Regions from separate parts of the Homo sapiens genome. Here regions 1 and 2 are each linked to region 3. A link is an interaction called in ENCODE POLR2A ChIA-PET data of the cell type or tissue named here. Cell type or tissue: GM12878. All regions are shown on one strand. Each heading gives the region's core, and the rest is flanking DNA. Links, peaks and the distances in the headings are about the cores only.

Region 1 (7,570 bases), core at 4,975-7,474, 50 kb before region 3:
AAAAACACTAAATGTCATTAAGGACCCCTGAAATGCTCTTGAAATGTTATTGCAGGTGAAAACCTTGTATTGTAGGTGAAAACCTTGTCATTCTTTTAATGCCAGGTATTTATATAAGAACCATACTTTTTCATACTAGTTAATATAGTTCTTTAATTTATTCGAGGCAGCAGTTGGTCAGAAACTGATTAAAATAGTTTGCTGTAAGAAAGGAACTTTTTGTTAAATATTTTCTTTCTAAATTTTAAAATTCTGCTTATCTCTGCAGGGATATGTGTGGCTTTATTTCTCTGAGGAAACAGGAAAAGTTGGAATTTGCATGGATTAGAAACATTAGAATTTTAAGATCATCTAAGGCTTGCTAATTTAAGTTCTGGTTTGCCCATAACTGCCTCTATTCATAAACAGCTTTTGTTAATTTTGATCTTTAAAATTGTAATAAGTACTTTGCCTGGTAAGTAATGATACATCTAAAATGAGATCATTGTTTCTTAATAGTTCCTCTTGTTATGTGGCACTTGAAAACCAGGTTTTCTTATATTTCATTTTTTGCTGAAATTAATAAAGCAGTGCATTTTAATGCCTTGGGAATAGGCTAACTGCAAAGTATACTTAAATTTCTTTTTTTCTCGTGGGTGTTAAATTGGCAGAGAAACAGTTGAAGATGATCCATTGAGGATATGTAGATATCTAAGTTAAATGATGTTGGTAATAAATTCTGTTTTACAATTTTTTATTTAAAAAAATTAAATTTAATAATTTAAAATAGAAATGAGAGTCTCACTGTGTTGCCCAGGCTGTTCTCAAACTCCTGGTTTCAAGCAGTCCTCGCACCTCGTCCTCCCCAGGTGCTGGGGTTATAGTCATGAGCCACCGTGCCCGGCCTAAATTTTATTCTTTTCATAATGCCCCCAAAACCTTTTTTTTCCCTAAATAAGATGTAAGTATATCTGAAAGTAGAGGGAATATGACTTGTGACTTTGGCCAGATTTTTTTACGTGTTTAGAATTGATCTTTTAAGCTTGCGAGCAGTATAACCTAGTTGAGAAGTAGCTGAGTAATAGTACTAAAAAGCTAACTGAAAAGTGAAGTCTTAAGAAAAACAGCATGTTGGTTTAGATCTTAGTCACTAACCTTTGCAGTTCTTTTCTTCTCTGAACTCTGAGTATTTCTGTAAGCGAGGCATCACCTCTGCAACCCACCATGGATGCTTTTATCCAAGCTCTGCCTTGCTGATGATAAAACTTAAGGTTGTTAACTCCTTAGTATAACTGATGTTAGTTATTTAAATAACTACACAGTAAAACGGCATTTTGAGAGAAAATAAGCCAGCTGTTGATTTGGTCTGATGTATTGAAGACAAGTGAGATTTGGGGCAGTTTTACTTTGTAAATGACCTCCTTCAAGGAGCCATGGTGGCTAGCATTTTTTTTGCATAGCAGGTGGTTGTAACTTACTTCACATCTTGGTTTGCAAGAAGCATCTTTGCTTTGAAGAAGGCCATTGTCAAAGTGCAAGACCATGTCAGGCTCTGCAGAATTGCCTGACTTGTTTTAGTGATTTAAATATGATCTCTGCCCTGGCTCACAGAAAGTGCTTACAGATTTAATCCTCTGATACATAAGGGTTGTTCTGAAGGTAGGGAGTGTTCAGATATTCTGAAACTCTAAGATTGTTTAAATAACCCATATGTTCATCTTTTTGATGCAGTATAAAACGTTCATATTCTGGTGTTTAGCCATCCCTGGTCCTAAAGATAATAAAGGACAAACATAATGGTTTAAAAAGGGGAAGGTTTCTTAATATGCTAACCAAAAAAAAAAACAAAAGTAATCTTTCCTAATGAACACCTGTAATTATTTATTTTTTTATTTTATTTTGGAGACAGAGTCTCACTCTGTCACCCAGGCTGGAGTGCAGTGGTGGGATCCTGGCTCACTGCAACCTCTGCCTCCCGGGTTCAAGCGATTTTGGTGTCTCAGCCCCCTGAGTAGCTGGGATTAACAGGCATGCACCACCACGCTCGGCCAAGTTTTTGTATTTTTAGTAGAGATGAGGCCAGGCTGGTTTTGAACTCGTGACCTCAAGTGGTCTGCCCGCCTCAGACTCCCAAAGTGCTGGGATTACAGGCATGAGCCACCGTGCCCAGCCTGTAATTATTTGTTTACAGAGCAGGTAATTTTTACACTCACATCCAAGTTGTCAGTTTCTAATTCCCTCATTGATAAGAACTCTGATGTGAGCCCTTGCCCTTCCTTTCCCATCAGTATGTTGGTCATATGCCCACTTCCTCTCCTCCTAGGCAAGGTGGGAAAGCTCTGTTGGAGACAGATGATCTGCAGCTTGCAGGAGTCCTTTTTTAAACCACAGCATTGAAAAAGGATTACTCTCCTTGTGCCCGCAGTGCCCTCTTGCCTGTCAGTAGCAGGAGGCAGCAGTGAAATCTGACAGAATTGTGTGTGACGTTGTGCTTGCGGGGGATGTGACACACAGGAGCGCTCTGCATTCTGAGCCTAGGGTGTTCCTCCTCATAACTGGGCAAATGGACATGCAGTTGTAGCCCAGCAGTGGTCAGCTGTAGAAATTAGTGAGGTGATTTGATGTCTTTGAAAGCACAGTCCTATTACAACCTGTAACCTGTTGTGCAGAATCACAGTACCAGTCAGCCCACTTGACTAGGTGAGGATTCCTGATGGTGAAGCAGGGAAATTATTGATGTTATGTGGACTTCACCATTTAACTTAATTTACAATTGAGGCCATTAGTTGACCTGAGAGATTAAAATATGAAGGAGATAATATTCTGGGTGTCAGTCGCTTTGTAGATAAAGAACTGGAAAGTCATTCAAGACCAAGAAGGAAGGATTTCATTTCCATGGAGCTTATGGAATTCCAGGATAGAGTTTGATATTTTAAGATCATACCTCTGTATCCAAAGCATCAAGAACAGATGATGTGTTTGTGGATCTTGGTGATTTGTCTGAAATCTCCAGCTTCCCCACTTCACTGGGGTTTACTGTCATCCCTCTTCTAGAAGGTAGTGGTCATCACCGACAGTAAAGCTTACAGCAAATGAAAACTCAAAATGTAGTCTACTCAGTGGTATATTACCGAAATGTGTTCTTAGACTGTGAAAATTAAAGTTTTTAATGGATTGGCTTTACTCGAGGTGTAGAAAACTCAAGATGCTTTATTGAGAACAGTAGACAGTGTTTTGCAGCCACATCCTATCTGCCTTGAAAAAAATGGTGTCACTTTTATTTTTTTTACTAGAGACTGGGTCTCACTCTGTCCCCAGGCTGGAGACCTGAACTCCTGGGTTCAAGCGATTCTTCCTCCTCATCCTCTTGGCTAGCCGGATCTATAGGCACACACCACCACACCTGGCTAATTTTTTTTTCTTTTTCTTTTTTTCTTAAAGACAGGGGTGTTGCCTAGGCTGTTCTTTAACTCCTGGCCACAAGCAGTCCTCCCACCTCAGCCTCCCAAAGTGCTGGGATTACAAGCGTGAACCACAGCTCCCTGCCTTGGTGTCACTTCTCAATGCCTGAAGTGTAACCCCATCTGTTAGGAAAATCAGGATGGGAGAGGGCAGGGTGTGGAAACAATTGTGATAATCAGAACATGGAAGTCTTTCTGCTGGTGACTTTGCAGAGAAACTTAAAGGGTTCTTTTTTCTTTTCTTTTCTTTTTTTTTTTTTTTTTTTTTTTTGAGTCTTTCTTTGTCACCCAGGCTGGAGTGCAGTGGCAGGATCTCGGCCCACTGCTGCCTCCACCACCCAGGTTCAAGCGATTTCTCCTGCCTCAGCCTCAGTTGTTGAGTAGCTGGGACTACAGGCATGTACCACCATGCCCTGCTAATTTTTGTATTTTTGGTAGAGATGGGGTTTTACCATGTTGGCCAGGCTGGTCTCAAACTCCTGACCTCAGCTGATCCACCCACCTTGGCCTCCCAAAGTGCTGGGATTACAGGCGTTAGACACCGCATCCGGCCCAAAGGATTCTTGATAACATTTTTGTGGTTTATACTTTTTGCAGAAAAGAACTCAGTCGTTTATGGGAATGCTTAATGTTGGAAGTATTTACTGTTTTTTGTTTTGGTTTGAGTCTTATTTTCCTAAATCTGTCAAATATCATGAGGCTATTGATTTCACTGAAATGAATATGATGTGGCATATTGTTAAAATTATCACCTACTTTTTAACAGGATTATTTTAAAACAGCAAAATCTTCGTTGGCTTATTTTTATACCACTTGTGCCTTTCTTAGGTTCTGAAACTTCATTAGAATTCAGCTAGGGCTTTTTTAGTATATGCTATTTCTTTAATATGTTTTTATTTAAACAATTAAGGGGCCTTTATGTGGCAAGGAAAATACTTTTTTATTCCTTATAAATAATCTCAAACTTGTCTTAAATTTCCTTCCATAGTTTCCATCTTTGCTTTGCTTTTTGCCAGCAGCTAACTTTCAAAAGTTAGTATTGCTTATGAGAAAGAGCTGGTGTTGTAAATAATCACCAATGCTATTTTATTTATTTATATTTTTTGAGACAGGATCTCACTCTGTGGCCCAGGCTGGAGTGCAGTGGCATGATCTCGGCTCAATGCAGCATCTGTCTCCCGGGCTCAAGTGATCCTCCCATCTTAGCCTCCCGAGTAGCTGGGACTACAGGCGCACGCCACCATGTCCAGCTATATTTTGTATTTTTGGTAGAGACTCAATTTCACCATGTTGCCCAGGCTAGTCTCTAACTCCTGAGCTCAAGTGATCCTCCCACCTCGGCCTCCCAAAGTGCTGGGATTATAGGCCCAAGCCACCACATCTGGCTGCTATTCTTTTATAATTCAAATTTTTACCAGTTTGTTTTCAATAAAAATGTGTGGAAGTTTTTATTATTGCTCGTGTCAGTGATTTGCCAGAAAAATAGATCAGATACATTTCTACAGAGCAACCTTCGCTTTTAACAGTAATAATACGTTTTCCTGAATCTCCCTTTCTAGCCAGATAAAGAAATATTAATACTTCTACTGAAAAGTCACATCCTTAGGTCTAAGTTGGTGTTGCTTTTTTGTTGTTGTTTGTTTGTTTGTTTTGAGACGGAGTTTGTTTGTTTGTTTGTTTGTTTTGAGACAAAGTCTTATTCTTGTTCCCCAGGCTGGAGTGTGATGATGCGATCTGGGCTCACTGCAACCTGCCCCGTGGGTTCCAGCGATTCTCCTGCCTCAGCCTCCCGAGTAGCTGGGATTACAGGTGCCTGCCACCACGCCTGGCTAATTTTTGTATTTTTAGTAGAGACGGGGTTTCACCATGTTGGCCAGGCTGGTCTCGAACTCCTTACCTCAGGTGATCCGCCCGCTTCGGACTCCTAAAGTGCTGGGATTACTGGCATGAGCCACCGTGCCTGGCCGAGACGGAGTTTCTTTCTTGTTGCCCAGGATGGAGTGCAGTGGCACAATCTCGGCTCACTGCAACTTCCACCTCCCAGGTTCAAGTGATTCTCGTGCCTCAGCCTCCTGTGTAGCTGGGGTTACAGGCGTGCACCACCATGCCCAGCAAATTTTTGTATTTTTAGTAGAGATGGGGTTTCACCATGTTGGCCAGGCTGGTCTCGAACTCCTAACCTCAGGTCATCCACCCATCTCGGCCTCCCAAAGTGTTGGGATTACAGGCATGAGCCACCGTGCCCAACCTTCTCCTTTGGTTTTGAAGTTCAATGTAGAACAGATTCTTAATTGGGAATTAAGAATGCACCACTAGATGTAGCATCGCGGCCTCGTGTCCTTAAGCTCTGTGACCTTGGACTAAGTCACTGTAAAATGGGAGATGACAGTGCCTGACTTCCTAGGATCGTTGACAGGATTGAATGGCAATATAAAGCCCTTAGTACAGTGCCTAGTGGATAAGTGCTCAGTAAATGTTAACTACAACGAGTAAATAATTCTGTTTGATGGACATTGAAAATAGTGAAGTGGGCCAGGCACGGTGGCGCACGCCTATAATCCCAGCTACTTGGGAGGCTGAGGCAGGAGAATCACTTGAACCCAGGAGGTGGAGGTTGCAGTGAGCCACGATCGCATCACTGCACTCCAGCCTGGCAACAGAGTGAGACTCCATCTCAAAAAAAGAAAGAAAAAAATAGTGAAGTGAATTTGTATGCTTTTGGCTGATATGGCAACTTTTTTTTTTTTTTTTTTTTTCTTGAGATGGAGTCTCACTCTGTCGCCCAGGCTGGAGTGCAGTTGCACGATCTCAGCTCACTGCAACCTCCACCTCCCGGGTTCAAGCGATTCTTCTGCCTCAGCCTCCGCAGTAACCAGCCACCACGCCCAGCCTGATATGACAACTTTTAAGAACTCTCCAGTGTTCACTTGGACTGCCAAGCCCCATTTGAAATCTCTGTTAGACAATTCAACGTGAAATTTAAGAGTAATTCTAGATTTTCATACTTTGAAAAATACTCCAGTAAAGCCTGGTAAGCAAGTGGCCCTATTGTTTTATAATTTTATAGTGCAGAAACAGGCTTTTTGCTCATCAAAAGTATATAGTCTGGGCTGGGCACGGTGGCTCACACCTGTAATCCTGGCACTTTGGGCGCCGAGGCAGTGGATCACCTGAGGTCGGGAGTTCGAGACCAGCCTGACCAATATGGAGAAACCCCATCTGTACTAAAAGTATAAAATTAGCTGGATGTGGTGGCGCATGCCTGTAATCCCAGGTACTCGGGAGGCTGAGGCAGGATAATTGCTTGAACCCGGGAGACGGAGGTTGCAGTGAGCCGAGATCGTGCCATTGCACTCCAGCCTGGGCAACAAGAGTGAAACTCCGTCTCTAAATAAATAAATATATAGTCTGGAATATATGTTTAATTCTAATGCCACCAGTCAACACTACTTAAAGACTTATCCAGATTTCAGTCATGCAACAAATTTTGAGCACCTGCTGTGTGCTGGCTATGGCTGGTGTACACTACAGAGCAGGACTGCTGCTGTGGGTTTACATTCTACCAGTGGGTCCAGATGAGCCGGCAGAAGCAAACTGGCAAGTATAAAACAAATACAAGCATGGTTGAGGGGGTGTGGTGGGTAGTGACCTGATGTTGAGAGAGCCTTTCAAAAAGCATGCAGCAAGCTTGTGAGGGGAGAGGAGATGGATGAGAGAAGCTTTTCTCCAGGGTGAAGTGTGGTATCTGAGCAGAGGCCTGAAGTCTGAGCAGTTGTATGATAACTGATGGAAGATGGTTTTGGCAGTTTCTATCTTTATATAACTTTTTTCTTTCTGCTAATTTTAGGGAATTTAAGAAGCTTTCAGACCATGTTTGTTGATGTTTTTCATAAGCACCATTCTTTAAATACAAATCTTTATTTTCTCTGGAAAAGCTGCATCTAATCTTAATATTAAGAGTAATTTTTAAGGCCAGGTGCAGTGGCTCATGCCTGTAATCCCGGCACTTGGGGGGCCAGAGCAAGAGGATCACTTGAGCCTGGAAGGTTGAGGCTGCAGTAAGCCATGATCATGCCACTGCACTCCAGCCTGGGCACCAGGCTTCTTCAAAAAAGAAGAATTTTTAAATT
Region 2 (11,250 bases), core at 4,234-6,733, 64 kb before region 3:
GCTCTGGAGGGCCCTAAAATCTGGATGGAGCTTCCCTGCAGGGTTGGGTGCAGGCCAGTATGTGGGCAGATGGAAGGGATGGTGGAAAGCACTTATTCCAGAAATCATCAATGTGGGGCTTAGATGCCCAGCAAGGGAACTGGAAGGCTAGATGTTCCAGTTCCAGCTGTCTAAAGACAGCTTTCTAAGTCAAGCCAGTAGCCCCTTTATTTTGATCAATATTTCCTAGGAGAAAAGGCCGGGTCAGTGCAGAAACTTAGATGGTCTCTGGGGACCACTGGTTTCTCTGCCCAGTGGCCGATCATCAACTTCCGCTGTGAACAGCTTTCAGTAGTTTTCCAGAGTGCTGGCAAGGAAGACTTGACTTGAGGATTGGACACCAGGAAAATTGCCAGAATAATGTGTGTGTGTTGGGGGGGTTATAACAGGATGTGTTTATTTTGTTTGTTTGTTTTTTGTGTTTTCTTTTCCCTTTGCTTTTTTGTTTCTTTTCTTTTTGGAAACCATCTCAAACAGTATATTTATTTCTTGATAAACTATCTCAGGCATTAAAATGATAGATAATACAAACACTGGAAATAACCCAAATGCCTGCCAACAGGTGAATGGATGGACATATTCTTTTTGTTGTTGTTGTTGTTGTTTGAGACAGGGTCTCAGTTGCCCACGCTGGAGTGCAGTGGCACAATCACAGCTCACTGCAGCCTCCACATCCTGGGCTCAAGGCCTCCTGCCTCAGCCTCCTGAGTAGTTAGGACTACAGGTGTGGGCCACTACTTTTAGCCAAATTTTTTTTTTTTTTTTTTTTTTTTTAGAGACAGGGTTTCACTATGTTGCCGGGCTCCAAATAGGTGTCTTTTTTTAGATTCTCCTGCCTCAGCCTCCCGAATAGTTGGGATTACAGGCGCCCACCATGCCCAGCTAATTTTTGTCTTTTTAGCAGAGACAGGGTTTCACCATATTGGCCAGGCTGGTCTCAAACTCCTGACCTCAAGTGATCTGCCCACCTTGGCCTCTCAAAGTGCTGGGATTACAGGCGTGAGCCACCGTGCCTGGTCCATATTATTTTTTTAAAAAATAGGGATGGAATCTCACTATTGTGACCAGCCTGTCTCAAATTCCTGGCCTCAAGCCATTCTCCCATCTCGGCCTCCCAAAGTGCTGGGATTACAAGTATGAGCCACCGTGCCCAGCCTAAAATCTTTTTTTTTCCTTTCTTTTTTTTTTGAGACAGAGTCTAGCTTTGTCACCTACGCTGGAGTGCAGTGGCCAGGATCTTGGCTCACCACAACCTCTGTCTCCCAGGTTCCAGCAATTCTCCTGCCTCAGCTTCCTGAGTAGCTGGGATTACAGGTGTGTGCCAGCTAATTTTTTGTATTTTTCATAGAGACAGTTTTCACCATGTTGGCCAGGCTGGTATCAAACTCCTGACCTCAAATGATCTGCCTGCCTTGGCCTCCCAAAATGCTGGGGTTACAGGCATGAGCCACCATGCCCCGCCTAAAATATCTTTCTTAAAGCACATTGCGGCCCCCAAAAAGTTTGAAAACCCTGCCCTAAATATGTGACATTGTTTTCCCATTTTAAACTTTTATGTAAGTAGCATCATCCAGCCCAAATGCTTCCCCCAGCTGGCTTTTGCTTCATTGATATTAGCTTTGAGATGAATCCATGTTGATACACGTAGCTCAGTTTCCTTCCTTTCCATCACCGCCTAAACATGCTGCAAGTTATTTCTCCGTCATCCTATGATTGGATTTTTTTTTTTTTTTTTTTTTTTTTTGCCAAATGGGACATTTAAAAAATAGCTATCTCTCACTATTACCACCTTTCTTACTTGGAAGGACATTTTAATATAAATAAAGTCAGAATGTCCTGCTCTCAGAAGCAAAGCCGGTCTTTTAAACGAAATAAATCTGGCTTTATGAAAACTCATTCCACCTGCCCCTGAGGGTTAAGGCTGTTGGTTTTCTTCCTTGTTGACTGTTAGTTTGTTTATTAGATGTTGTAACCTAGTGAAAACATAGTCACCTACACAACAATATTAGGCTGCCTGGTGCTACCTCTGGGGAAGGAAAGGGGAAGCGAATAGGATGGAGATGGGATTCAAAGAGAGTAGACTGGGCATGGTGGCTCACGCCTGTAATCCCAGCACTTTGGGAGGCCAAGGTGGGTGGATTACTTGAGGTCAGGAGTTTAAGACCAGCCTGACCAACATGGCGAAACCCAGTCTCTACTAAAAATACAAAAATTAGCCAGGTGTGGTGGGCACCTGTAATCCCAACTACTTGGGCGGCTGAGGCAGGAGAATCGCTTGAACCTGGGAGGTGGAGGTTACAGTGAGCCAAGATCGCACCATTGCACTACAGCCTGGGCGACAGAGCAAGACTCCGTCTCAAAAAAAAAAAAAAAAAAAAAAGTGTCAACCATAATACTTCATTTCCTTTCTTACCTAAAAAAAAAATAAAGAAAAAAAACTAAGTCAAATATGGCCAAATGTTAACATTTGGAATCTCTGGAGTGTGAAGAGGGGTATCTATATGCAAGTACTTTAAGCTTTAAATAGTTCATTGCATTTTTTTCATTACCAATCTATACTTCGCTCCAAGTTCTAAATAGTTCATTACAATGTTTTTTTCTTTTTCTTTTTTTTTTTTTTTTGAGATGGAGTCTCACTCTGTCACCCAGGCTGGAGTGCAGTGGTGCTGTCTCAGCTCACTGCAGCCTCCACCTCTCAGGTTCAAGTGATTCTCCTGCCTCAGCCTTCTGAGTAGCTGGGACTACAGGCGTCCACCACCACACCCAGCTAATTTTTGTATTTCTAGTAGAGATGGGGTTTCACCATGTTGGCCAGGCTGGTTTCGAACTCCTGACCTCAGGGATCCACCTGCCTTGGACTCCCAAAGCGCTGCGATTACAGGCGTGAGCCACCGTGCCCAGCCAAAACATGTTTTTTAAGGAATGGGGTCTCACTACATTGTTCAGGCTAGTCTCAAACTCCTGGGCTTGAAGCAATCCTCTCACCTTGGCCTCCCAAAATGCTGGAATTACAGGTGTGAGCCACCACACTGGCCAGAAGACATCTTTTATTGTCATGATTGGAGAAGAGGGGCATGCTACTTGTATCTGGTGGGTAGAAATCAGGGATGCCGCTAAACACCATGTAGTACACAGGACAGAACCCGCTCGACAGAGAACGATCTAGCCCAAAACGTCAATAGCGCCCAGGTCAACAATCCCTGCTCTAAAGTGAGCCTCCCTTTGCCAGACTTTGTTCCAAATGGCAGTGCGATCCACCCTCCAGATGCTGGGATAGCTTGTTTCTTTCCCGACCACAGAGTGAGTCATTTTGTGATGCTAAGGAACATTTAGCAAGGCGATAATCATCCTAGTTTCACTGTTGGATAATTCCAGATGAAAGTGTATTTGGGGCCTTCTCAAAGAAAGACACACCCAACGACAATGAAGGCTCTGTGAAGGCCAAGGCTGGTGCAAGAGGTTTTGAACAGCCCATCTAAATCCCCCTGCTCCAAGAAGGCTCCTGGGAACATCCCAAAGAATCTGCTCTCCCTGATCCCTAAGAACATAACTTCTGTGTTTGGAGGAAGAAGTGTGACATCAGATTCCCTGGGTTTAAATCCTGGCTCTGGCCCTCCCCAGCTGGGTTATAAATTATTTCCCTTGGCGAAACCTAACTCCTAAAATAGTGTGAAGATTAAAATGAGCATGCATGCAGGGCGCAATGGCTCAAGCCTGTAATCCCAGCACTTTGGGAGGCTGAGACAGGAGGATCGCTTGAGCCCAGGAGTTCAACATCAGCCTGGGCAACATAGCGAGACCCTATCTCTACAAAAAAAAAAAAAAATCAGAAAAATTAGGGCAGGCATGGTGGCTCATGCCTGTAATCCCAGAATTTTGGGAGGCCGAGGCAGGTGGATCACCTGAGGTCAGGAGTTCAAGACCAGCCTACAAAAATATTAGCCAGGTGTGGTGGTGCATGCTTGTCCTCCCAGCTACTCTATACTCTGGAGGGTGAGGCAGGAGAATCGCTTGAACCCAGGAGGCAGAGGTTGCAGTGAACGGAGATCATGCCACTGCATTCTACCCTGGGTGACAGAGTAAGACTTCGTTTCAAAAATAAAATAAAATGAGCATGCATGAAAGGCCATGAGCATAGAGATTGGCACACAGAAAACACTCAATAAATGCCAGCTATTATCACTGTTATTGTCATCATTATTCCTGTTAGCACCCTAAGTACATTGGAAGATACATTCTCACGATCACATTCTGAGATGGGTAATAATGTCCCCATTTTGCAGATTAGAAAACTAAGACTAATCAGTAAAGCCACCATATATATATAATATATGTATACACACACACACACACGCACACACATATATACATTTACAAGTATAAATATATATACATTTACAAGTATAAATATATACATTTACAAGTATAAATATATATACATTTACAAGTATAAATATATATACATTTATAAGTATAAATATATATACATTTATAAGTATATATACGTTTATAAATATAAATATATATACATTTATAAACATAAATACATATATTTATATATATAAATATATAAAATGGACATTTACTTTATACATGTGTATACTTTATATTTTATACATATATACATATATGTATATATGTGTATACATACATACAGATGTGTGTGTATGTGTATACATACAGATGTGTGTATATGTGTATATATGTACATATATATGTATGTATGTGTATATATACACATATATACACATACATATATACATGTGTGTATATATATATATACACACACACACATATATATATTACACAATTTCACTCTGTCACCCAGGCTGGAGTGCAGTGCTGAAATCTTGGCTCACTGCAACCTCCGTCTCCTGAGTTCAAGAGATTCTCCTGCCTCAGCCTCTGGAGTAGCTGGGATTACAGGCACCCACCACCATGCCCGCCTAATTTTTGTATTAGATGTAGAGATGAGTTTCGCCATGTTGGCCAGGCTGGCCTCGAACTCCTGACCTCAAGTGATCCGCCTGCATCAGCCTCCCAAAGTGCTGGGATTACAGGCATGAGCCACCGCTCCCGGCTAAAGCCACATTTTTCAACAGCCTGCTCTCTAGTCTCATAGCTTCCTCTCCTTCTCACCTACAGTCCATTCTCCTCACGGAAACCAAAGAAATCTTTTAAAAATGTAGGCTGTGCGCGGTGGTTCACGCCTGTAATCCCAGCACTTTGGGAGGCCGAGGTGGGAGGATCACCTGAGGTCAGGAGTTCGAGACCAGCCAGGCCAACATTAGCCAGGCATGATGGCAGGTGCCTGTAATCCCAGCTGCTCGGGAGGCTGAGGTGGGAGAATCGCTTGAACCCGGGAGGTGGAGGTTGCAGTGAGCCGAGATCATGCCATTGCACTTCAGCCTGGGTGACAGAGTAAGACTCTGTCTCAAAAAAAAAAAAAATGCAATCAGAGCTAAGCATGGAGGTGTGCACCTATAGTCCCAGTTACTTGGGTAGGAAGTAACTGTCCAGGAGTTCGTGTCCAGCCTGGGCACCATAGTAAAACCTGATCTTGGCCAGGCTCGGTGGTTCACACCTATAATCCTAGCACTTTGGGAGGCCAAGGTGGGTGGATCACTTGAGGTCAGGAGTTCGAGACCAGCCTGATCAACATGTAGAAGCCCCGTCTCTACTAAAAATACAAAATTTGCTGTGCGTGGTGGCACATGCCTGTAATCCCAGCTACTTGGGAGGCTGAGGCAGGAGAATCGCTTGAACCTGGGAGGCGGAGGTTGCAGTGAGATGAGATCGCGCCATTGCACTCCAGCCTGGACGACAAGAGCGAAACTCCATCTCAGAAACAAAACAAAACAAAACCCGATCTTTCAAAACACATACACACAATCAGACCTTATTTTGAAGAAGATGCTCTCTGGGTTATATGTGATGTGATATTTTATGATCCATCATTTTTTTGTGGGGGAGACAGGGTCTCACTCTGTCGCCCCAGCTGGAATGCAATGGCACAGTCACAGCTCACTGCAGCCTCAACCTCCGGGGCTCAAGCAATTCTTCTGCCTCAGCCTCCTGAGTAGCTGGGAGTTATAGGTGCACACCACCAAGCCCGGCTAATTTTTTGTATTTTTTGTAGAGACAGGGTATTGCCATGTTGCCCAGGCTGTTCTCAAACTCCTGAGTTCAAGCGATCCGCCCATCTCAGCTTCCCAAAGTGCTGGGATTACAGGCATGAGCCACCACGCCCAGCCTGATCCACCATTTCTTTATGATTTAGGTGTTAGGAAATAATTATGAGCAATGCCTTGGCTGTTGATGTTAACATTAAGGGGAAACCTAAAGGCATATGGGAACTCTTTGTACCATCTTTGCTACATTTCAGTAAACCTAAAACTATTCCAAAATAAAAAGCTTATTTAAAAAAAACATGAGGCTGGGGGCGGTGGCTCACGCCTGTAATCCCAGCACTTTGGGAGGCCGAGACGGGTGGATCACTTGAGGTCAGGAGTTCAAGACCAGCCTGGCCAACATGGTGAAACCTCGTCTCTACTAAAAATACAAAAAATTAGCTGGGTGTTGTGGTGCATTCCTGTAATGCCAGCTACTAGGGAGGCTGAGGCAGGAGAATTGCTTGAATCCAGGAGGCAGAGGTTGCAGTGAGCCGAGATCATGCCACTGCACTTCAGCCTGGGCAGCAAAGTGAGACTCCGTCTCAAAAAAAAAAAAAACAACAAAAACATGAAGTCATGAAGTCAGGCTGGGCACAGTGGCTCATGCCTATAATCCCAGCACTTTGGGAGGAGGAGGCGGGCAAACCGCTTGAGCCCAGGAGCTCAAGACCAGCCTGGGCAACATAGCAAGACCACTGTCTCCACAAAAAACTTAAAAATTAGCTGGGTGTGGTGGTGTGCACCTGTAGTCCCAGTTACCTGGAAGGCTGAGGCGAGAGAATCACTTGGGCCTAGGAGGTCAAGGCTGCAGTGAGCCATGATATCACCACTGTAGTTTAGCCTGAGCAACAGGGCAAGACCCTGTCTCTAAAAAAAAAAGTGAAATAAGATCATGTTACTCCTCTACCTAAAACCCTGCAGTGACTTCCCATTAAGCTTAGAATAAAATCCGAACGTCTTCTTGTGGTTTAAAAGACCCTGAGTGGGCCGAGGCGGGCAGATCACCTGAGGTCAGGAGTTTGAGATTAGCCTGGCCAACATGGTGAAACCCTGTCTCTACTAAAAATACAAAAATTAGCCGGGGCATGGTGGCAGGCACCTGTAATCCCAGCTACTTGGGAGGCTGAGGCAGGAGAACCGCTTGAACCCGGGAGGTAGAGGTTACATGAGCCAAGGTCGTGCCATTGCACTCCAGCCTGGGCAACAAGAGAGAAAAAAAAACAAAAACCCTGAGTGATCTGGCCTCTGGCCACTTCTCCAATCCCCACCTTCTTCTTCTTTTTTTTTTTTTTTTTTGAGATAGAGTCTCTCTGTCACCCAGGCTGGAATGCAATGGCGCGATCTCGGCTCACTGTAGTCTCCACCTCCCGGGTTCAAACGATTCTCCTGCCTCAGCCTCCCAAGTAGCTTAGGATTACAGTCACCCGACACTACTCCCGGCTAAATTTCATATTTTTAACAGAGACGGTGTTTGACCATGTTGGCCAGGCTGGTCTCAAACTCCTGACCTCAAGTGATCTGCCTGCCTCGGCCTTCCAAAGTGCTAGGATTACAGGCGTGAGCCACCGCGCCCAGCCTTCCAACCCCCACTTCTGACACTCTTCTCCTACCTTTCACACTGTGCTCTAGCCACTCTGGCCTTTTTCCCATTCCTCCAACACTGGAAGATTGTTCCTGCCTCAGGGCCTTTGCACTTGGTGGTCCTTCTGTTGGGAATATTCTTCCCCTATGCCAATCCTTCCCATGACTTTCTCTTTTTCATCCTTCACATCTTGACTCAAATGTCAAATCCTCAGAGTCCTCCTATGTGGTCACATGACCCTTTCTAATTTTCTCACGAAATCGCCACTCTCTGAAATTATCCTCCTCAAATGGTTTATCTGTTCCCCTCTGTGTCTTTCTCTAGACTGGGAGCTCCATGAGGACAGGGACTAAGTCTGGCTTATTCACTGCTATGTCCCCAGCTTCTCACACAGTGCCTGACACCCAGTACGGCCTCGACAAACGTTGCCCAAAAGAATACAAGTGTCTGCCGGTAACACTACAGGATGCAGAGATAGAACTGTGGACGTTGTCAAAGAGCATTCACCCGTATTTTTTCCCCATGGTTCCCTCCTTTGTATAAAACCCCTGGAATATCCAGGGAGGTCTAGATTTGCAGGCAAACTTCATCACCAACACTCAACACTTCTTTCTTTTCTTTTTTTTTTTTTTTTGAGACGGAGTCTCATTCTGTCGCCCAGGCTGGAGTGCAGTGGCACGGTCTCAGCTCACTGCAACCTCCGCCTCCTGGGCTTAAGCGATTCTCATGCCTCAGCTTCTGGAGTAGCTGGGATTACAGGCACCCACCAGCACGCCCAGCTACTTTTTGTATTTTTAGTACAGATGGTGTTTCACTATATTGTCCAGGCTGGTCTCGAACTCCTGGCCTCAAATGATCCACCCACCTCGGCCTCCGAAAGTGCGTGAGCCACTGCGCCCAGCCACCAACACTTCTTCCAATCATCTCACCACAATCCTAATGCTCATTAAATTGGAAGGACGGAGAGAATAAAGTTCATCCCCAGCCTTCTAGAACAGAGTTCCAAATTGCTGGCCTAGGGCCAAATGTAACCCACAGATATGCTTTGTCTGCCTCACACTGTTTTAGAAGATTTTGAGTTCATGACCGACTTTTTAAAATTGGAACATTTAACATAAAAATCCATATGTTCAAGTTTTACCAAAAACTCAGAGGATCTGGCCACAAGTGGCCCCAGGGGACTGGAGCTGAGAAGTGGCCGCCCCCTTGGATGAAACGTGGGCTCAGTTTGCTCCAGTCCCTACCCAGAGGCTGAATTCTTTCGTATTATCAGCCAGGTCCCTTTAGGCACTGGGATCCCCCCTCAAAGCCTAAGTATCCTCAGAGACACTATTGAGTTTCCAATATTTGGCCACAGCCACTCTCTTCTAATCATCAGCTCCCCATCATCTTCAGCAGCCCCTAAGAAAGCTCTGTAGAGCCAGGAAAGACAGTTTGAAAAGTGCACTTTAATCCACTCTCCTCATTTGACAGATAGGCAAACTGAGGCCTAGAGAGGGGAAGGGACATTCCATTTATTAGGCTGTATCCTTTCTGACAGGATGCTTATATCAACTCATCTTTGGAAAGCCACTGGTGCTGATAATGGCAGAAAAAGGCGAATAGGGAATCAGTGCTTTCCTCCACCGGCTATTTGCTGGTTCCTGGGAGCTGTGAGGGCCCACCCTGGTGAGCTATGCCATGCTCAGGCTCAGAGCCAGCTAATCACTTAGGCATGTGCCAGCAGAACTGAACTCTGGAGGGGAGTTGCCCAGCAGAAAACAACCTGGGGACAGAGGCTCTCCCCATGTCCCAGCTCAGTCTGAAGTCCTCCTCCAGCCCTGATGATGTTGCAAGAGGTTAACACACCTGCCATTTTGCATGAGGAAAATTATGGCACTCGTATTGTGGGCAGAGACACAATTCAGTCATTCCACTGGGTTCCAAATTGATATGTGCCCAGTATGTGCCAGGGATGTGAACACTGCTGGGGGTTCACTGCCGGGTTTTACTGAATATGAACGAGGGCTGTGGTTTCAGGCTGTCCTGAGTTCCAGCCCTGACTCTGTAACTTCCTGGCTGTGTGACCTTCAGCAACCACCCTAGCCTCTCTGTGCCTCACTTTCTTCATCTGTAAATGGGGATGATAGGAATAGGACATAATTCCTAGGATTATCTTGGGGATTCAATGAGATCATTTTTTGGCACATACTAAGAAATGAACACAGTAGCATTTTTTTTCTTGTTTATTTTTCTCCACTGCACTTATCAGAAGCTGATATTTTTATTTGCATCTTTGCTTACCATCTGACTGACTAAATGACTCTCCATAGAAAAAAGCCTTGTCTGTCTTGATCACCCCTGCTTCCCTGTCTAGAACAATGCCTGGCACAGAGTGGGTACTCCATAAATATTTGTCTGCTGAATGAATTGCTGTCTTTCATATTTCTACCCTAAATGCCATTCCGATGATGCACCCTGCCCTGGAGTAGCCCAAAGTCCTGTGGACTCCAGCAAGAGCCCCCCCTGACCTCCATAGCCAGATGTTCACAGCAGCGCTGGGCACCAACTCCGAATGTCACCAACTGGGCTCATTGCCTTGGCCTGACAAATGGCACTTATGTGACTTCTGGTGGACAGAGCTGTAGCAGGGGAAAGTGAGTTAGTGCCTGAGGAAAGTGGATCGATAGGCTGAGTTCTGAAACTCAAGGGCCCTGCACCAGTAGCGAGGGGGCCCAAGTAAGGGGACATGGAGCCCGCACCCTGAGGACATTGCTTTGGAAGAGGATGCCTGGGTGGTGCAATTACCTCGTGGCATACTGAGATGGGGATTCGTGCATCCTGCACGCCTTGGGAAACAAAATGAATTTCTCGGAGAGAGGGGGCTTTGCAAAATGTAAAGCGCTGCAGGAAGCAACGTACATGGAAAGGTCAGGAAAGAGAGCCGATCTGTTTGCTGAGTGTGGGCTGTACTTCCAAACCCAGCCAAAGTCGACGCGCAGCCCCTGGAGGTGGCACAGTTTGGGGGCCCCTTGGATAGGAGTGCCCTCGGGGAGGCTGGGAAGCCAGAGAGGAATGGGCCAAAGTTTCTTCGGGTGTCTGCAGAACCCAGGACCGCCCGCGCAGCTTGCATCTTCTCTTCCCGCCCCCGGCCTGCACGCGTGAAATCTGCAAATTCCCCTTTTAACTGCTGCACGCGCTCGTTCAACTTTGCCCTGGCTAGAATCGGGATAACCGTCCCGATGATTACATAACTTTCCGAGTTCAGGGAAGATAAATCCAAGGGACAGAAATGATAAAATTTTCTTTGAGTATGGATTTTTTACCCCTAAAGTTACAGAAGTGCACAAAAAATATATATACAAATACCCATATACCCACCACTCACAATGAGTTAACTGTTACATTTTGACTTATCTGAAAGAGGGTTTTTTCTTTTTAGTTACCAAATAAACCTTTCTCTTGTCCCAAGTTCCA
Region 3 (11,250 bases), core at 3,539-6,038:
GACCAAGGGAAGTTCTGAGGGCTGAGAGGTTGCTCATTCGTCAGAGCGTGCTGCCCACCCTCCACCCCTGCATGGCAGAAACTGTGCAGGGGACGAGGCCAAGGAATCAGGAGACCCAGAGGCAGGGGTGGCCCGGAGACGGTGGGATGGAGCAGAAGCTCCCCGAAAGGGGTTGGCGGGGTGGATTCGCCCCGCTCCAGCCGGCGGAGGAAGGAAGTGGTTCCCCCGCCCACCCTTCCCTTAGGCTGGCCCGGGGCAGGATTTTTGTGATCCGCGATTCGCTCCCACGGGCGGGACCTTTGTAACTGCGGGAGGCCCAGGACAGGCCCACCCTGCGGGGCGGGAGGCAGCCGGGGTGAGGGAGGTAGGGACGAACGGGTGGACTGACCACAGGCAGGGACAAGGGGACTAAGACCCGGGCCGAGGCCTAGAAGCCCGCCGACCGTTGGGGGTCTGCGGGCTGTGGGGGCGGGGACGGGGGCGGGGGCGGCCCGGGCGGGGGCGGGGCCTGGTACGGTACGGGGCGGGACGGGCTGGGCCGGACCTGCTCTGAGGCTCCCAGTCGCAGCGGTGACCGCGGGCGGGTGGGGCGCCGGGTAAGTGCTCGGGCCGGGCGGGGGGCGTACCCCGTTTGGCGTGCAGCCCTTTCTACAAGACCCCCAGTGCCCGATCCTTCCGAGAAGAGGGGACCCCCCCCCGCATCTCCGCTGTCCAGGCCTCGCCGTGGAGCCCCAGCAGGACCCCAGCCCTCGGTTGCCCTCGGCTCTGGCGTGTCCCGGCGCGGGCGGGCAGTGCTTCCCCTCGGCAGGGACTGGAGTCCAGGGGAGGGGAACGCGGGAGACGCTGGCCCTAGTGACCCCCCGATCCCGGAGAGTTGGTGGTGCGCGCCGCCCTGGGCCAGGTGCCTTCAGTTCTTCACACTCCGCGCAGCAGCCACAGGTGACCATCGTCGTCTCCCTCTTAACAGGTGAAGAAACCAAGACGCAGAGAGGCCAAGCCCCTTGCCTTGGGTCACACAGCCAAAGGAGGCAGAGCCAGAACTCACAACCAGGTCTGTGTCCCCTAAGTCCTCGGATGCATCGTCCCTGCCCCGCTGCCCTCCCGGGAGATTGTAGGAGAGAAGCAGGGGCAGAGGCAGTGCTGGATGTCCCGGGAGAAGGCTGCAATGAGCAGGCCCAGCCATCCCTGAAGGAGGAGCCCCGGGGAAGCAAACTCTTCCCTAGAAACACTTTAAAAGCACCCACCTGTTGGAGACAGAGATGCTGAGGAACAAGAGTGATTGGGGCCAGGGTAAACGCCAAGACAGAGAGGGGAGAGCAGTTCCTCAGTGGAACTCCCTCCAACATTGCCCCCACCACTTTTACCAGTGCTGGGTGTGGGGGATCTTGCAGGCTCAGCTTCGTGACTTGGCCTGTCTCTGCCTCAGTTTCCGCATCTGTCCCATGAGGTTAAGCATGTACCTACCTCGCAGGATTGCTGAGAAGATGATATAAGATGCTTGGTGTACAGGCTTAGCCCCTGGCACCAGGTTACTACCAAAAGTTCATGGTTCCAGTGCTTCCTCCACCCTCCGTCCTGCCCCTCTGAGAGTACTTCTCTGTCCTGGGCACCTTTAACTTCAGGTTGTTCAGGGCTATCTGAGATCTGCAGGATTTCCGGACAGCCCCACCAGCAACTAGGAGCTGCTTGAGTAAGACCAAGGTGAGGGGGTGGCAACTTCTCTGGCTGACTCCCCAGAGGGAAAGGCTGATAAGGGCAGGGTTTTGAAAATCTCTGGGCTGAGGCTTGCACAAGGTCCAGAGCTGCTCTGTGGCCCCTGCCCTCCCCGACACAGGTTTAGCAAGAAGGAGAAAGCCAGAGTGTTCTTGTCCCCAGACTTGATCCTTTGCTAGTCATTGGGGCTTGGGCCCTGGGAGCTGTCATCCACCACCCCGCTCCTCGTCCCTTCCCCACAGTCTAGGCTAGCGACAAGTTCTAACCCAAAGCATATCCTGAATCCGGCCACCCCTCCACCCCCTACTTCCACCCTGAGACCAGGCCGCCAGCATCTCTTGCCGCCTCATCACGCTGGACCCCTCACTTCCATCCAAATCCCCAGCATCGCCTGCCAAGCCCTCTCCATGATCAGGCCCTGTGTGATTATTCTCAATTTTTCTCTCTGGCCACTGTCCTGTCCACTGCTGTCCCCAGCCGCCACCTCCTAAGTACTCCGCTCTCTCAGGGGCTGTGCACAGCACACGTGTTCTTCCTTTTCCCGGGAATGCTCTTCTCTGCAATCTGTGACATACTCCCTTGTAATTCAGGGCACACCATAAATGTCGAGTTGTCCCTGACCACCCCACTTAAGGAGACCCCGCCTGCTCCCTGGCCCCTTACTCTGGCTGGCTGGCTTCCCAGTGCTTAGCTGGGGGGGGGGGGTGTGGTCTGTCTTGTATATTTCCTTGCTTCCTTGTTTGTCTCCCCAGGTAACATGTCAGTCTACCAGGATCGTGATCTTGCCCTTTCCTCTTCACCTTGGATTTCCCAGAACCTGGGAAATCAGTGCCTGGCACCTAGGAATGGCTCAGATAGTTTTGTACAGTTGCAGGCAATGTGTCAGCCATCAGCCTATTTTTCTTCTCACTGCTTGACAGCATTTTTTCTCCCGTTTCTACATAGACTTCAGAATTATCCCTCCCAAGAGCCCACTGCCTTCCTCAGCTTTTCCCTAAAGTAGGGCTTGGGGGTTGAGGGCCACTTCCAGGTTTTAGCCATACTATTCAACTTAGCTATAAATATCATTGTCCATATTGTGCATGTTTTTGGCTATCAAATGGCTTCTTGGAGATACAGTTTCCTAACCAAGGTGTGCAAGTCAAGGGTGGGATCATTTTGGAAGCACTTACCTCTTGTGACCAGGTAGCTATTTAGAAAAATCATCCCCAGGAATGTGTGCACATTTCTCTGCAGCTCTGCAAGCATTGGTTTTTATCCTTTTTATTTGTTTTGGCTAGTTTAATGGAGAAGGGCATGGTAGTTTTAAAGTTTCTGTTGCTTGAATTGCTGAAGCTGAGTGTTCCTCTGCGTGTGTGCTAGTTCTAGCTCCTGTCTTGCAAAGGTAGGAAATCTCCAGGGCACCTTAATTTTTCCCTTCACCTCCTCTTGTGGTGATGGTTCCACTTGAGCCCCTCTCGTGAGAGCAGGTTGAGAATCCCAGGGGGCTGGTATAGGGACATGCAAAGCTGAACTCTGCTGGGTCCAGAAGTTGCTCTGCCAGTCAACCAGCGAGAAAGTCTAAGAGTCCCTTGCACCCTCAGCATGTAACTGTGGGGAGAGAAAGAACCTCTTTAAAGTTTTCTTGAAAGTTTATTTCAAAATAATTTTTTAGAATTAGGCCAGGCACGGTGGCTCATGCCTGTAATTCCAGCACTTTAGGAGGCTGAGGCAACGGATCACTTGAGGTCAGGAGTCTGAGACCAGCCTGGCTAACGTGGCAAAACCCCGTCTCTACTAAAAATACAAAAAAAAATTTTAGCTGGGCGTGGTGGTGGGCACTTATAATCCCAGCTACTCAGGAGGCTGAAGCAGGAGAATCGCTTGAACCTGGGAGACAGAGGTTGCAGTGAGCCGAGATCATACCACTGCATTCCAGCCTAGGCAACAGAACGAGACTCTGTCTCAGGGGAAAAAAAAAATTATAGAAGTTACATAGAGGGATCAGGTGCAATGGCTCATGCCTATTATACTAACACCATGGGAGGCTGAGGCAGGAGGATCACTTGAACTCAGGAGTTTGAGACCAGCCTGGATAACATAGTGAGACCCCCCTTTCTACAAAAATTAGCTGGACTTGGTAGTGTGTGCCTATAGTCCCAGCTACTCGGGAGGTTGAGGTGGGAGGATCGCTTGAGTCCAGGATCTTGAGGCTGCAGTGAGCTCTGATCGCACCACTGCATTCTAGCCAGGGTGACAGAGTGAGACCCCAACTCCAAAACAAAACAAAACAACAACAACAAAAAAAAAAGGGTGTGCAGGGTTATTTATGGAAGCGCTGGGGTGGGAGGAGATTGGAAACAACCGTAAATGTCCATCACTAGTAGGATTAAACACATTCCTACAGGGGACTCATGTGCAGCCATGACAAGGCGTGCACTTCATACAGGACACACTGGCATAGAACCACCTCTGAGATACTGTGTTAGTCTTCTGTGGCTGCTGTAACAAATGGCCACAAGCTTGGCAGCTTAAGATAACACACATTTATTATGCTACAGTTCTGGAAGTCAAAAGTCCACAATCGGTCTCAGTGGGCTCGAGTCAAGGTATGGGCAGGGCTGTGTTGCTGCTGCAGGCTCTGGGGGAGAATCTGTTTGCTTGCCTTCCCAACTTCTAGAGGGGCCCACATGCCTTGGATTGAGGCCCCATCCTCCATCTTTAAAGCACTGAATCTTCAGATCTTTCTGACTCCAGCCTCTGCTTCTGTCCTCACAATCTCTTCTTTCTCCTGCCTCCACTTATCAAAGACCCCTCTGATGACATTGGGTCCACTAGGATAATCCAAAATCATTCCCTCCATCTTGAGAGCTGCAACTTAATCATGTCTGCAAAATCCTTTTTGCTATGTAAAGTAATATACAAGTTCAAGGATTAGGGTATGTGCATCTTTGAAGGGGAGCATTATTTTGCCTACCACACCCTGAAGGGAAATAAGGTTCACAGCAGTATGTGGGTTCACATTTGTTTACAAAAAAAATAAAATAAAAGGTTGGGGGAGAGTATCTACTCATGTGCTTGTGAGGGCATAGAATACTCCAGAAGGCGACGTAGGAAACTGGTCAGAGGGTCAGAGCGACCACTTCTGGGAAGGATAATGGGTAGAGGGGAGACTGACTTGTCATAGAATATCTTTTTGTATAATTTAAACTTTTTACTACATGCATAGATCACCTATGTTAAAAATAACGTTTTAAAGTAACACCTACTCATTGTAAAAGTTCACGCCTCCCAGAAGCAGAGAAGGAAAGCCCCACACCCAGATCACTCCCTTTTCTTCCAAAGATAACCACTGCGAAGAGTGATCCTTACGGACCAAAAAAAAGCATCTGTATTTCTTTTGACTTAGATGGGGTCATCCTGTAGACTCTGCCGTAATGTGACTCCTCTGTTTGCTCTGTGGCTGGCGTCTTTCCACGTCCATATGTGAATACTCAACAGCACTAGCAGCTCCTGCTGCTCAGAGGTGCATTCACTGATATAGCTGGTGGTGGGTGTTCAGAAGGTTTTACTGTTTTTCAGAGCAACCCCAACACTGTAATGTCTGTCTTTTTTCAATTGGAGTGAAATTCACATAATGTAAAGCTAACCATTTTAAAGTGAATAATTCAGTGGCATTTAAGTACATTTCACAGTGTGCGGCCTTCACCTCTATCAGAACATTTTCACTGTTTTTCTTTGTATTAAAATTAATAATATATCATTTTGCTTTTTAAAAAATACCTTGTTAGCTGCACAGAACATTTGCATCATCCCAAAAGGAAACCCCCTAATCCATTAAGCAGTCACTCCCCATCCTTCCCTGTCCCCAGCCCCTGGCAACCACCAATCTGCTTGTTCTGGACATTTCATATCCTGTTCCGGACATTTCATATCAATGGAATCATACAATATGTGACATTTTATGTCTGGCTTTTTTCACTTAGCATGGTATCTTTGAGGTTCATCTACATTGTAATAAGTATCAATACTTTATTTCTCTCTCTTTTTTTTTTTCCTTTTTTTTTTTTTTTTAGATAGAGTCTTGTTCTGTTGCCCAGGCTGGAGTGCAGTGGCACGATCTCGGCTTACTGCAACCTCTGCCTCCTGGGTTCAAGCGATTCTCCTGCCTCAGCCTCCGAAGTAGCTGGGATTACAGGTCCCCACCACCATGCCCAGCTAATTTTTGTATTTTTAGTAGAGACGGGTTTTCACCATGTTGGCCAGGCTGGTCTCAAACTCCTGACCTCAGGTGATCCACCCACCTTGGCCTCCCAAAAGTGCTGGGATTACAAGTGTGAGCCACCACACCTGGCCCCCTTCATTTCTTTTTATGGCCAAATAACGTTCCATTGTGTGGACAGACCCATTTTGTTGATCCATTCATCCATTGATGGACAAGCGGGTCGTTTCCACCTTTTGGCTTTTAAGAATAATGCTGTGAAAGCCTATGAACTTTCGTGTACAAATAAGTATTTGTTTGAGTCCCTGTTTCAGTTCATTTGGCTCTATATCCAGGATGTATGCCCTCCTACATATACTTTGTACTTTACACTAATTTCGGGCACAGTTAAAACTAAACTAACTTAAAACTAATTTGTAAGAAAGGATTACAGAGCACATACCAAGGCAGATGGCAGCAAGATGATAGATCTGGACAAATGTCTTTTTATTTTTCAGATCCAGAGGCAACAGGGACATGGCCACCTGGGACGAAAAGGTAATGGATTCTGTGGTCTTGCAGCATTAGAGGATATCCCAGCCTTGAGAGGATAATTCTGTTTGGTGTTTCAAACAGGAGAGGGAGAACTCCCTGTTCAGGTGTTTCCACTATACTGAAATATTTAAAATCAAAATGATGAAAAGCTGTAAAAGGACTTCACAAAACCTCCAAGTAGCCTGATATTCCACATCAGACCATTTGAATCCCAGCCCTGTATGTTAATAACTATGTGCGGTTTTTTTTGTTTTTTTTTTTTTGAGATGGAGTTTCACTCTTGTTTCCCAGGCTGGAGTGCAATGGTGCAATCTCAGCTCACCAGAACTTCTGCCCCCCAGGGTTCAAGCGATTTTCCTGCCTCAGCCTCCCAAGTAGCTGGGATTACAGGCATGCACCACCACACCTGGCTAACTTTGTATTTTTAGTAGAGATGGGGTTTCTGCATGTGGGTCAGGCTGGTCTCGAACAGTGCATGTTAATAACTATGTGTCCTTAGGCACAAAATAACTGTGTGCCCTTCAATTCCCTGAGCCTCAGTTTCCTTATCTGGAAAATAGTGAAAAGATTATTTACCACCCCTGCCCTTGCAGGATTGTCGGGAAGATTTGATAATACAGTGGTCTCAGAATGTTAGGCAAGTACTGAGCCCATACAGGGCTTGGGCACAGAGAAGTAAAGTCACTTCTGAAGATCACACAGCTAGAAAGTGGCAGAAATGGGATTTTAGGCCAGGTGTGGTGGCTCATGCCTGTAATCCCAGCACTTTGGGAGGCCAAGGTGGGCAAGTCACTTGAGGTCAGGAGTTCAAGATGAGCCTGGTCAACATGGCAAAACCCTATCTCTACAAAAATACAAAAATTAGCCAGGCGTGGTGACATGCGCCTGTAATCCCAGCTACTAGGGAGGCTGAGGCAGGAGAATTGCTTGAACTTAGGAGGCAAAGGCACGGTGGCTCACGCCTGTAATTCCAGCATTTTGGGAGGCCGAGGCAGGTGGATCACCTGAAGTCAGGAGTTTGAGACCAGCCTGGCCAACATGGTGAAACCCCATCTCTACTAATAGTACAAAAATTAGCCAGGCATCCTGACACACACCTCTAATCCCAGCTGCTTAGGAGGATAAGGCAGGAGAATCGCTTGAACTTGGGAGGCAGAGGTTGCAGTGAGCCAAGATCGCACCATTGCACTCCATCCTGGGTGACAAGAGCAAAACTCCGTCTCCAAAAAAAAACAGAAATTGGGATTTCAACCTGGCCTGACTCCAGAGGAAATGCTTTCCTCCTGTACCTTATGGCCATCTCGAGTAGGAAATAGACTGTGTCTTTGATATGTGAGGTGCAGGTTTGTTGGATTTGGGGGGCATTGGTTGTGAAGATTGGGGGCAAGGTAGAAAGGAAGTGTTGACTTTCACATCAGCTGTTCATCTTGAGGTTCTGGGGGCCTAGCCAGGCCAAGCTGGCGAGGGCAGAGCAGGAAGCTCAGGGCAGCAGCAGGGGTGAGTGGGGCAGAGTCTGAGAAGCAAATGTGAGGGTCAGAATGACCACGGGATGATGATGATGATGATGGTGATTGTGTATTTCATCAAATTGATGACCCTGGTAACTGTAAGAGTTAGGAGCCCCAGGAGCTCCAGGTATCCTTCATAAGAGAGTCAGCATGGAAGAAAGGTTAAGTGGGAACTGTTCATGCTTTTCCTTCATTTGTAGTTCCCTATTAAATTAGGCAAACCAAAAAGAACATTCGGAAATGCTTAATGCTGATTAGACTGTGATGAAACCAGCTCACTCATACATATCACGGGGGACTGGGTCAACCCATGCCACTGTTCTAGACACAAAATTTGACCATGTGTATCAAGAATCTTGAAAATATCCATATTCAAGCCTGGTCATCTCACTTATGGGAAAAGAACCCATAAAAAAGAAAAAGTACAATTTATGGCACCATGTTTCTTAGCACATGAGACAACACTATGCGTGCACCTTATTTTATGTACTATGAAGAAAAAAAGCAAAACCATGTGCTGCCATTTACTGTGATAAAAAGTAACACAGGCTGAAACCGATCAATTGTCAGGCCCAGCCAGATTTCAGAGACATTAAAATGTGAGAAAACGTGGTCTTAGAATTGGATTAAAAACCATCCAAAATGGTTTAAAAACATGCAAAATGCAATAATGAGATCATTTGACTCCTTGGTAAGTTTCCTGGCCTCTGAACAGGTGCGAATCTGACGCATATAGTGGTAAAAAATAAGATAGAAAATTGTCTGCTGCCTTTTTTTGTTTTGTTTTTTTGAGACAGGGCCTGGTTCTGTCTTCCAGGCTAGAGTGCAGTGGTGCAATCTCGGCTCACTTCAACCTCCGTCTCCTGGGTTCAAATGGTTCTTGGGCCTCAGCCACCCTAGTAACTGGAATTACAGGTGTGCGCCACCATCTCCAGCTAGTTTTTTTTGTTTTGTTTTGTAGTTTTGGTAGAGACAGGGTTTCTCCATATTGGCCAGGCTGGTCTCGAACTCCTGGCCTCAAGTGATCCACCTGCCTCAGCCTCCCAAAGTGCTAGAATTACAGGCATGAGCCACCGCACCTGGCCCACTGTCTTTGATTATAATTGTAAAAGATAAAGACAGGTGGGAGAGAAAGAGGTAGATGGGTAGATGATACATAAGTTTGGTGTGCAGGGATTGTTATGAATTTATTTCCCTTTCTTTTGTTCCTTTTTTCACAATAGTAATAAATAGATCAAGGCTATAGGTCTGTTCATGGGGTAAATGGCAGCAGGTCAAGCTGGGGGTATGCATTTGAGTCTGGGGGTTCCAAATGAGGCTGGGGGTTGAAGGAATGAGTTGGTGGCTGAGGACCTTGTCAGAAGCCCATACCAGGGCACAGAGACAGCAAGGGAAGTAGGGATTGCAATGCACAACCAGGGACACACCTTGGGGAACTCCCAGGGCCTGGAACCTGGAGCCTGGAGCCTGTTTGTCATCACACAGAAGCTAGCCTGAGAGGGTGTTGTCAGGAGGACATTGCTGGGGGGCTGGGGAAAGAGCCAGGACCGCTTGTGGCAAATAAGCCTCTTACTGGTTTGAAGAACATGTTCCTTTTCATGATCTGCCCTTATGGAATTAATTGTGTTTTGGAAAAAAGTTGTCTTAATGAGATTGCTTTTAGAGCTTTTTGAGTGTCAGCTCTCCTCGTTTCTGAGAGGAAAACAGCTGTGTTAGGAGAGAAACTGGTGGGGTTTTGTAGCCATGGTGCAGACCTGGCTTGCAGTTCTGCTGAGATAGCCTCATCGGCCCTCCTCAGAGCCCCTCTCTGCCCCCTGCCACCTCCCAAAGCTTCAGTTTTCCTCTTTTTTTTTTTTTTTTGAGACGGAGTCTCGCTCTGTCGCCCAGGCCGGACTGCGGACTGCAGTGGCGCAATCTCGGCTCACTGCAAGCTCCGCTTCCCGGGTTCACGCCATTCTCCTGCCTCAGCCTCCCGAGTAGCTGGGACTACAGGCGCCCGCCACCGCGCCCAGCTAATTTTTTGTATTTTTAGTAGAGATGGGGTTTCACCTTGTTAGCCAGGATGGTCTCGATCTCCTGACCTCATGATCCACCCGCCTCGGCCTCCCAAAGTGCTGGGATTACAGGCGTGAGCCACCGCGCCCGGCCCAGTTTTCCTCTTTTGTAAAATGGGAACGATCACACTACCTCACAGAGTTGAGGTGAGGGTTAAACAAGATTGCGTGCGGAAAACACTTAGCCGGGTGCCTGGCTCGAGCCTGCATTTAAGACATGGGAGCTGCTGGCTCTGTCATGAGGATGAACTGGCTTTTCAGCCCTCAGCTGACCTTGTTCCTTGGCACAGGTGACTGCACTCAGCAGCCACCTCTGGGGAACTTAAGAGCCAGGTGTGTGTGGAAATCCCTGCAGCTCCTGGGCTTATTTCGCATGAGGCATGCAGAGGCCCTTGGTGCAACTGGGGTTCCTTACCCACCTCGGCTGCACATCCACCACCGCAGCACCCAGACCACACCCAGATGGGTTGAATTGGAAGCTCTGAGCCCAGGACTCAGGTTTTGGGGTGCCTTAAAGCTGCCAGGTGATTCCAACATGCAGCCTGGCCTAGGCAGCCCCTCCCTCTACAGAAGGAGGAAAGAGGGATAGCTGAGCTCTGTGTCCTGTGGTTTCCATGGCCAAAGCATCAGTAGATGTTGGCTCAGGTGACCTAGTCACACAGGTGGCAGCTCTTCATTTCTACCTGGGTAACTTTTTCTTTTTTCTTTCTACACTTTTGTAAAACAAATAGCACAGCCCCTGCTCCTGGTTGACATGACTGAAGTCACAGGCTTGGACCAGACTCCCCTCTCAGTCATTCCCAGGGAAATAGGCAAAGCGTGTCCCCCCAAAACTGTGTCTTTAAACTCAACGCATTGGTGAGTCCTGAAATCCATTGAGTGGGCTACAGTCGACCTTTTAAGAAATGAAATAGGGCTAGGTGCAGTGGCTCACACCTGTAATCCCAGCACTTTGGGAGGCCAAGGCAGGCGGATCACTTGAGGTCAGGAGTTTGAGACCAGCCTGAGTAACATGGAGAAACCCCATCTCTATTAAAAATACAAAAAATTAGCCAGGCGTGGTGGTGCATACCTGTAGTCTCAGCTACTTCCTGGGCTGAGGTGGGAGGATCTCTTGAGCCCAGGACGTTGAGGCTGCAGTGAGTCCTAATCATGCCACTGCCCTCCAGCCTAGGTGGCAGAGTGAGACCCTGTCTCAAAAAAAAAAAAAAAAAAAAAAAAAAAAAGAAATAGAATGAAA

What was found. ChIA-PET counts read pairs that join two places held together with the same protein. Peaks named below come from ENCODE experiments on the same cell type or tissue, not always from the same donor. Only the 100,000 strongest peaks of a DNase experiment are listed, where the experiment ranks them.
Region 1: POLR2A ChIA-PET joins it to region 3 with 5 read pairs; 6 of 35 experiments call an interaction of 5 or more read pairs at or near these places.
Region 2: POLR2A ChIA-PET joins it to region 3 with 5 read pairs; 5 of 35 experiments call an interaction of 5 or more read pairs at or near these places.

The regions. Positions count from the first base shown.
Region 1 is chr12:110,733,619-110,741,188 of GRCh38, reverse strand. All of the region lies in intron 1 of PPP1CC (protein phosphatase 1 catalytic subunit gamma), which reads left to right. Among named protein-coding and RNA genes, the nearest start is that of PPP1CC, 5.5 kb to the left of the region's middle. In GM12878, for the core only: no CTCF peak of the experiment used is centred there; no DNase peak of the experiment used is centred there.
Region 2 is chr12:110,743,385-110,754,634 of GRCh38, reverse strand. No RefSeq gene overlaps it. Among named protein-coding and RNA genes, the nearest start is that of PPP1CC, 6.1 kb to the right of the region's middle. RefSeq lists an enhancer at 10,165-10,749. In GM12878, for the core only: no CTCF peak of the experiment used is centred there; no DNase peak of the experiment used is centred there.
Region 3 is chr12:110,678,426-110,689,675 of GRCh38, reverse strand. HVCN1 (hydrogen voltage gated channel 1) reads left to right here and starts at 561. Exons shown (of 8, transcript NM_032369.4): 1 at 561-596; 2 at 968-1,051; 3 at 6,412-6,451. The coding sequence starts at 6,431. RefSeq lists silencers at 241-310, 371-870 and enhancers at 1,051-1,100, 1,663-2,491. In GM12878, for the core only: no CTCF peak of the experiment used is centred there; no DNase peak of the experiment used is centred there; H3K4me3 peaks cover 1,849 bases; H3K27ac peaks cover 1,966 bases.